Linked DNA regions of Homo sapiens: region 2 is linked to region 1. The links are chromatin contacts, found by Hi-C or POLR2A ChIA-PET in ENCODE. All regions are on one chromosome and are shown on one strand. Each heading gives the region's core, a stretch centred on a gene start or an enhancer-like site at or near the end of the contact. The rest is flanking DNA. Distances are from core to core; before and after follow the strand shown.

Evidence for each region. A loop is a pair of places that touch in the nucleus more often than their neighbours do. ChIA-PET counts read pairs that join two places held with the same protein, here RNA polymerase II (POLR2A). Pooled maps may share reads with other maps.
Region 2: a loop to region 1 is called in a pooled map of ovary, with 2.0 times the contacts of the local background. The contact joins the promoter of LINC01549 here to the enhancer-like site in region 1. A Hi-C loop is called at or near these places in 4 of 168 maps with a recorded cell type or tissue (HepG2, PC-9 and heart right ventricle), 1 of 37 single-sample maps with no recorded cell type and 2 of 50 pooled maps. POLR2A ChIA-PET finds 5 or more read pairs at or near these places in 3 of 52 experiments (CD4-positive, alpha-beta memory T cell, OCI-LY7 and endothelial cell of umbilical vein).

The regions. Positions count from the first base shown.
Region 1 is chr21:17,385,266-17,389,801 of GRCh38, forward strand. No RefSeq gene overlaps it. Among named protein-coding and RNA genes, the nearest start is that of LINC01549, 51 kb to the right of the region's middle. Within about 2 kb of position 3,116, at least 2 of the 41 ENCODE cell types and tissues checked have a DNase peak (open chromatin) inside an H3K27ac peak, as active enhancers do; they include OCI-LY7, where a contact is called at or near this core.
Region 2 is chr21:17,437,213-17,441,943 of GRCh38, forward strand. LINC01549 (long intergenic non-protein coding RNA 1549) reads left to right here and starts at 1,678. Exons shown (of 4, transcript NR_037586.1): 1 at 1,678-1,785; 2 at 4,462-4,631. RefSeq lists an enhancer at 1,307-1,890.

The DNA.
Region 1 (4,536 bases), core at 1,866-4,365:
AATAATAGTCTCCAATTCCATCCAGGTTGCTGTGAATGCCATTAATTCATTCCTTCTTGCGGCCGAGTAGTATTCCATGGTATATATATTCCACAGTTTCTTTACCCACTCATTGATTGGTGGGCATTTGGGTTAGTTCCACATTTTTGCAATTGCAAATTGTGCTGTTATAAATGTGTGTGTGCAAGTATCCTTTTCATAGAATGACTTCTTTTCCTCTGGGTAGATATAGGGTTGCACTTTAACCATACCAGTCCGGGTAGTCGACACAGAGGAAGCCAAGGGATGGGAAGAGAAGGCATAATTCTGTTGTGCCTGGTACCAGTCCTGCCCCACTCCAGTTACACGGCCCAATAAGTCTGCTTTTTGTTTAAATAAGACTGAGTTGAATTTCCTCATTTACAACCAAAAGAATTCATAGGATATAGATTTTCTTTTGATATAAGCTAAGTGTCCAAGCTGTTCTGGGCATAGCTATTCCTCATCTGTTACATTTGCAAACTACCTTCAAGAATGATGGCTTGTGACTCATGATTATAAGAAATAACTAGGAACAGATGTAATTCCTAAATTACTTCTTACATGTTGGAAAATTCATTTTTCTATTACATTAGTTATTATCTAAGTAAAGCTAATACATTGTCTTTTAGGGTTACTTGCTGATCAATTGAGTGAAAAAAATTGTATTAATTAGAAATTTTTATTCCCACTCTTCTGGCTTCCTGTAAGTAGATACCTATTGACTTCTCTGTAAGTGAATATACTTCTGGAACTAGGAAAACCCAACTCCAGTCTACTGTGGAGTACAGACATTTGTGAGCTAAATTCATATTTGAAATGACATGCGGATAGGTTTATGATCCTAAAATTCTACCAAGTTTATATGTTTCTACATACTACACTTATCTGTAAAAGTGTAAACCAATTGTTTTTAACTCACGTTAAAGATAAGTTGAGATCATTTTGCATTTTCAAACATTAGGGTCTCTATTAACTGCATTGTCAGTTAAAAAGGTCCTCCTCTATTCATTACTAATCAGCCTTGGAGAATAGATGGCTGGCAATTTCAAAGACAAGGTGAAGTGAACACTTGGAGAAATCTTCTTAGTGAAAAATGATTCATTGTTTTGAGAGGCAATAATGTCACAGTCCTCTGAGACAAAAAGAGAATCCTTACTACAAGAACAAATAGTAATTAGCAAATTTGCAAAGCATGGTCGTTATCCTTTTGTTACAGCAATTTATTTTTAGTCCAAGCGACAGTTTATTAGAGCGTTCATTTTAGGAAGCTAGGATAAATTAAGACAGCAAAGCAACTTTACCAGTTCAGCTCTACAGCCCAACCTTGATATGCTTCTTCCTCCTGGAGGCCTTACCTGTTCCCTTGGGATCAAGTAAGAGGCTTTGTGAAGGTTCCCACAGCATCCTAATCCCCAACCCCCATCATTATTCTCTGAACCACACCACACTGGTTCACTTTTCTGAAAGCCTCCTTGCCTCTCTTCAACCCCTCCTCACAGTGCAGTGTTTTGCACTGTTTGTGTTTTAAATATTTGTTTATGAGATGGACAAGAAAGTTGGAAGATGCTGCATTACAGTCAATGTAATTCACTAAATAAGGGCCACCTTATGTTTTTAAGTTGCTTGCATGGCGCTGATGCAATCTGCTTTGAGAAAATGTTATGCTTCATTGAGCTTTTTTTAATGTAATATGGAAAGGTTTTGTTTCTCCTATATGAAAAAAAAAACTACCCAATGCTGCTGAATTTGGCATTAAAAGTCATTGGTGGCGTTCTTTCATTCAAAAAAACTTCAAAAACAAAGCCATAGCGAAGGGTTTAATAGTATTGATAAAGTAAAGAACAAGTACCTTTTAAACACTGTCTCAAGGTAAAGGAAGGCACTTTGTGTTAGTTTTTTTCTGCTATTAAATTATATCAACAGCTACCACTAGAGGGCGCTTGGCCTCTTTTTATTTTTAGTAAACCAACTGCTGCTTTGAAATGGCACCTACTGCCTTCACATATTACTGTATCCATAAGCTGGTATTTCCATTCTTCACTGTATGTGCGAGTTACTTTATTCTTAAATGTTATATTACTCCTCACATATTTCATCTCTATAAGCCAATGATTTCGTTCATGTTTATTGAATACTAGAAAATTATAACTTTCCTCGATGGTGGTTAATTTGAAATGTATTCTTCTCCCCACTGACATACTAAGAAAAAAAAAGTTTCAATGTCAAAACGTAATAAGTTTCTACATTCAAAAAATAGATGAGAATTATTGTATATTCCTAAAAAATTAAGAGAAAAAACATTTAGCAACTATCTTTAACTTAATTACTGATGAGGTACCCAAATTTTGTCAGTGTATGGCACAGTTAGTGTCTCAGTAACTTTTTTCGCATGCTCCAAAAAAAAAAAAGTTCTGTTTATTACATAGTTAGGTTTATGCAACTTAAGAAGTATTTACATTCTAACAACTTACTCGCTGTTTGAAAAAATTACACACATAAACAAATGGGAAAAAAAATTTTTTTTTTTGAGACAGGGTCTCACTGTGTCACCCAGGCTGGACCTAGGCTCCAGTGACCCAAGCTCACTGCAGCCTCGACCTACTGGGCTCAAGTGACCCTCCCACTTCAGCCTCCCAAGTAGCTGGGACTACAGGTGCACACCACCACTCCCTGCTAATTTTTTTTTTTTTTAATTGTAGAGACAATGTCTCATTATGTTGCCCAAGTTGGTCTCAAACTCCTGGGCTCAAGCCGTCCTCCCATCTTGGCCTCCTAAAGTGATGGGATTACAGGCATGAGCCACTGTTCCTGGCCTATTTCATTATCTCACACTGACTATATTAGTTACCCATTGCTTCATAACAAATTACCCCCAACATTTAGTGGCTTAAACAACAAGTCGTTATTATCTCATAGTTTCTGTGGGTCAGGGATGCCAGAGGAGCTTATCTGGATGGCTGTCGCTCAGGATCCCTAATGAGGTTGCCTTCATGATGGTGGCCGGGGATGCAGTCACCAGAAAGGTTACCTGAGGCTGGAGGACCCACTTCTAAGATGGTTCATTCCCATGGCTATTGGCCAGTGGCATCAGCTCCCTGCTGGCTTTTTGCAAAAGAGCTCATTTCCTCTCCACATGGCACACCCACAGGGCTGCTTGAGCATCTTCACATGCTCAAGCCGTGAAGCAGCTGGCTTCCCCAAAACTGAGTGATCAACAGGAAAAAGCAAAGAGGAAGATGAAACGCCTTGTATGATCTAGACTTCTGAGTCTCACACTTGCCCTTCTGCCACATTCTAGTTTTCAAAAGCTAGTTACTAAGTCCAGCCCATATTCAAAGGGAAAGGAATTAGGATTCATCCATTAAAGGGAAGATTGTTAAAGAATTTTGGATACATTTTAACACCATCACAGTTACCAGTGAGGTACATGCACCTATTGGGCACTAGACACCCAACCTTTAGAACCAAATTCACCACCACCACCCTTATTTCCCGTTCCATGTTAATTGTCATATAGTATCTATTTTTTATCACAGCAACTTCTGAAAACCCAGCTTCCAAAGATATGTCTTTTAGAAAAGCATTACAGCACAATCTAAGGTTTAAATTATAAGGTATTTTGAGCCAGTAGTTCATGCAGCAGCCAACAAATGTTTCTGTGTTTTTCTTGAGAATTTTCAATATGTCGTGTGGCCCCTGTGAGGTCACTGCAACTTCTTGGGGTGCCTCAGTGCACAATTTGGGAATCATAAGCTTAATTATCTTTTTCTCAGAGATAAAAATGTAGAGTATGTTTAAAGAAGTCTTTCTAAATACATCAATAATTTCTCTATTATTCATACTCTGGGGATATTATAAAGGAGGCTATTTCTATTCATAGTATGGAAACAAAATGAAAATTTTATTACTTTATAAGTATTTATTTAATATAAAAATATTCTAAGGGCTGGACCTCTTTCCTTTGCCCATTTTAATTGAACAATGGATGGACTATGAAGAAAAAGTAATCCAAGAATAAAAAAATACAAATCAAAGGTTCAGTTTGAAAAAAAATTATCATCCAAGAAATAATCATTTCCTTTTTATATTAAAAAATGTTCTCTTTATTCTCATTTCCCAATATAATAATATTTTAGTGTTAGCCTGGAGTCTGTGCCAAATGATTACACAGTATGTCTACTTCCTGACCCATAGGGAGTTAATCTTCGATAAAAAACAAGCTCAGGTAATGAAAGATCTTCCTGTTAATTGCAAGTGATAGGAAACACACACACACATTTCTCTTACTCCTTCCTGAAACCCCACTAAAATAACAAAAATGATGTGAAAGGGCATAATTCCACAAAAATGAGGAGAACAGAAAAGGTGATTATAGAAGATGATTACTGTACACCAAAAAAAGATGATTATTGTACACAAAATGAAAAGCTTATAACCTTTGGTAAATGGCTTTGGACTCATATATCTCTGCTCTGCTGAGTACCTGAAAAAGAAAAAAACAACTAGAAGAAAGTT
Region 2 (4,731 bases), core at 428-2,927, 51 kb after region 1:
TTTCTTTTGTGTCTGGATATGAAGATATCTGCCTTTTTCTTGATATACAACTTTACTAGGACTTCTTTTAGGGAAATCCCCCCTCCATCCCCCAGTTCTTTCCTTGCCTTTCAGCTTTGCAGAACGCAATGAAGTCTGTCATTAATAATCTTTCCTTGACCAGGCGCAGTGGCTCACAACTGTAATCCCAGCACTTTGGGAGGCCAAGACGTGTGGATCACCTGAGGTCAGGAGTTTGAGACCAGCCTGGCCAACATGGCGAAACCCCTTCTCAACTACAAAAACAAAAATTAGCCCGGCGTGGTGGCGGGTAGCTGGAATCCCAGCTACCCAGGAGGCTGAGGCAGAAGAATCGCTTGAACCCGGGAGGCGAAGATTGCAGTGAGCCGAGATCCGGCCACTGCACTCCACCCTAGATGACAAGGGTGAAACTCCATCTCAAAATAATAGTAATAATAAATCTTTCCTTTATCTAGTCAACTTTGAATGTTATGCTTAATTCCTTGAGACCTAGAAATGGAATTCACTGTGTTTGTTTGATCACTGGTGGTTTTCTATAGTGGATCGAGGAATGTTCTCACCTCTTGCCAGAATCTTTTAAATAGTCCTGCTCTCTTCTCTGTCAGGTCGCTTCTCTATTCACTCTCATCTACTTTGTGAATCATAAGGCAAATTGTCAATGAATTTGACTAAAATTTCAAGAAATAAATCAAGGTGAGAAAAGTAAGCTGACAACAGAGTTGAGAATAAAAGGGGAAGTATTTGACTGGGTCTGTTTTGCTTCCCCGCCCAAAACCATCCCAGACGTTCCTTAAATAGAGCCCACAGTTTGTGGGCTTTCTAATGAATAGTGGCCAAGAGGCAGCCTCACATTTGAGGCATGCTATTACCATTTTTTCTTCATTCCCTCTCCTTAATTAGGGTCTTTAAAGGGAGGCTGCCCTCAGATTCTGACAAACAGTATTAGCTTCCTCATAATGCAATGCCTGATCCTGGAGCTATTTTTCAGGATGGTTTGCACTGAGTCTGTGACATTGTCTATATTTCTAGAATGCAGGAGGAATACCTCAACAGAGAATTAGCTGTGGAGGTTCTAAAAAGCCTATTCCTGAAGGCCTGAAGAACTGATTTTAATAACCCATAATAATACGGGAGGGAGATAGAGTTGACTAATTTTCAGTTTCACAGTTTGGCTAATGCCTACAGTAAGATGTATTTTACCTGTACCAAACACACACACACCAAAAAATTCATGAAACAATATTTATCCCTTTTCCATGCAATTCCTTCTATTTTCCATTCTAATTTATTTCAGTTTCTAAATGCAAACCTCCACCCACTGAATTGATTCTCTCACACTAAAGAGTGGCAACCCACTGTTTGAAAAGCACTCAATGGGATGCCCTTTATTTTTCTAACCCTGTAATTCAATATAGAGAGACTCTGAATTGAGGACAAGCCTGATGAGTTTGAGGTATGGAATAAAGGAATCTGATCGGCTCCGGGTTTGTTGTGTTTTTAAATCTTCCTGTGTGTTCATTCTCTTCACCACAGAGAGGACTCTATTATCTTTGCTCAAAGAGCAGACAGTGCTCTAGCTGTTTTCCCCTGCTTAGCTTTGATCCCTGCAGCCATGCTCAGCCCTTCCCCCAAGCCCTCCCTTCCAGATGGATTGAGGCTGTTGAGACTCCAGGGGTGTTCGGGGCTGGGAGCCTGCTGAGTGTTCCCTGTTCCCACCTCCAATCTGCTCCATCCTCCAGCTGCATTTCATTCCGGATCTACCAGGTTAATGGGATTATCGTTCTTCTCTGTTATTCTGTTATTTCATATAGGGTGAATCAGTTTGTTCCTGGGACAATTTTTAGATGGTTGCTGAGATGACAAAAATGGATGGGGATTTTATTTTAGGAATAAGTGTTCTTCATCAGCCAGGATTTAATCTGGGAAGAATTTATTCACTCTCAAATGGGTTACTTTTTGAAGTGACTTAAAAATAAGATTTTTTTGGCTGGGTGTGGTGGCTCACACCTGTAATCCAGCACTTTTGGAATCTGAGGCAGAAGGATTGCTTGAGCCCAGGAATTCAAAACCAGCCTGGGCAACATATTGAGACCCAGTCTCTATTATTTAAAAAAAAAAAATTTAAATAAGATTGTTTTATCAGATAAAAGCAAAGCATACCTTAAGGCACAACTCATGTTTTAATGCCTATATCATCATCGAATCAACCATACAACATTTTAGCTTCAAATTTTAATTTTGGTTAGAAAGATAAAGTGATAGACTGATTATATCATTTATTTTATTCATTATATTCAACAACATTTGCTCAGTACTTATTGGATACAGAGCACATTTATTGACCTCAAGATATCTAGACCTTTAGAAGGGAGTTTTTTTTAAATGCCTACAGATAGCCATTATATAAAATAAGATTTTAATAAGTGACTATACACAGTATAGTTCATAGCCTAATCATAGTATCTCCTCCTTTTCAGAACTTGTAAGAGTGAAAAGAGAAATTACTCATTCCTAGTGTATCTGTTTTTTCAGGACATGAGATTGCCAAATTTCTGTATTCTTCATTTTAATTAAATGCATGATTGATTGACTGAATGGATGCTGACTGTCTATTTGGTGCCATGTGCTATAAATGTGATGAAATGATCTTCCTATTGATCTTTCTTTGGTTTCTTGATGTTTGTCTCAAAAGAATTGACTTCCCAATACCTGGAACGCATGAGGGTGGAGAGAGACTGAAAAATGGAAAGAAAGAGGCATGAAATAAGGCTACTGGGGACTCGGGTTTTTCCTTCCTCTCTGATTGTCCAAATCCAATAGAAATATAAAGTGAGGCTGGGTGCGGTGGCTCATGCCTGTAATCCCAGCAGTTTGGGAGGCCAAGGTGGGTGGATCACCTGAGGTCAGGAGTTTGAGACCAGCTTGGCCAACATGGTGAAACCCCATCTCTACTAAAAATGCAAAAAATTAGCCAGGAGTGGTGGAACACACTTGTAATCCCAGCTACTCGGGAGGCTAAGGCAGGAGAATCGCTTGATCCTGGGAGACAGAGGTTGCAGTGAGCCGAGATCACACCACTGCACTCCAGCCTGGGCAATAGAGCAAGACTCCATCTTGGAAAAAAAAAAAGACATATAAAGTGATATAAAATATAAAATTTTAAACTATAGTAGCTACAATTGAAAAAGTCAAAAGAAACATAAAATTTATTTTTAACAACATATCTTGTACAATCTAATATATCTAAAATATTATCTTTACAATGTGAAATCAACATAAAAAACATTAGTGAGATATTTTACATTCTTTCAGGTATTTTTGGACTATTATCTTCAAAACCTGGCATGTATTCTTCACTAACAGCACATCTCAATTTTGATTAACCATATTTCTTGAGTTCAGTAACCACAAATCACTAGTGGCTGTCATATTGAACAACATAGCCTAGATAAAGAAGCAAAAGTCAAGGAAAATCTAGATAGTTAATAAATTTCTTTAATATTTAGAGGAAGGGACTCTTACTTCATGGGGTAGGAGGAAACCTGAAAACCAGTTTTCTCTTTCTGCTGATGGAGAAATGGGAGTTGCCAACTCAAGATCCACTCCTTTCTCTTCCAGCCTCTCAGACGTGGGGAAATGAGATAGAGCTGGAGCTGAACCTCTCCTACTTCTCTCCAGCACCCCAGAATTAAATCTGCTCTGAGGAAAATAAAGGCAACTCTACAGTCCTCACATTAGTATCATGACTTGCAGTTGATAAATGCTTTCATGTACAATATATCATTGGATATTTAATCATACTGTGACGTGGTCAGTCGAAGTATTACTATTCTCACTTTATAGATGAATGATCTGGGCCTCAGGGAGATTAAATGGCTTGCTCCAAAGTAGCACAGTTAGTATCCAAGTGTTTTGAAATTTAACCTAGTGTATGTCTCACTAAACCAGAGCTGCCTGGCAAAAGGAAGTTAAGAAAATATTTACAGAAGTATGATTTTTTTTTCTTCTCTGGACACATTTCATCTACTCCACACCCGCCCCCCACAAAAAATAAAAGAAAAGAAAAAAACCACTGGTGATCATTTTGCAGAAATAACCTCTTGGCCAATTGAGCTTTTAACTGGGTTTTTGTATTTTTTTTTAAGTTGGACCTCATTGTCTAGTGTAGCAATTTAGAACATCTAATTATTGACAGCAAGTCAGCATATTACAAAGGCAGAGTTTTTGCATTGGCTCTGAAATGTGTTGCAATCATTTTTGTCTGGGAAAACAAACAAAAGTGGATAGGCAGCATGGTTGTTACATGAGATGCTGGCTGAGTCCCAGGCCCTAGGACATTGGCTTACCTACCAACAATACCTCCCTTTCAGGCGATGCCAACTGTTTTATGAGAAGATCACAGTTCTCTGGAAGTGAGCTTTTGTGTTTTGCTCTAATCAGCAGGATCCAACTTTACTACTGTCATGGAGGGAATTACAGTAATTCTACCAACTTTTGAGGCAACCTTCTTCTGACACTGTGTGAAACAGACTGAAAAGACTCTAAAGATGGAGAGAGCTCAATGCTTGAGAAAAGGAATTCTGTCCTTTGAAAGGTCTCTAGAACAAAGGGTATGCAATATGTTTATCACTTCAACTTCAGAAACATAATAGGCTCTAGAAACACATTCTCATTGATCTGTTTCTACTGCTTCTGTTTTTTTTTTTTCTG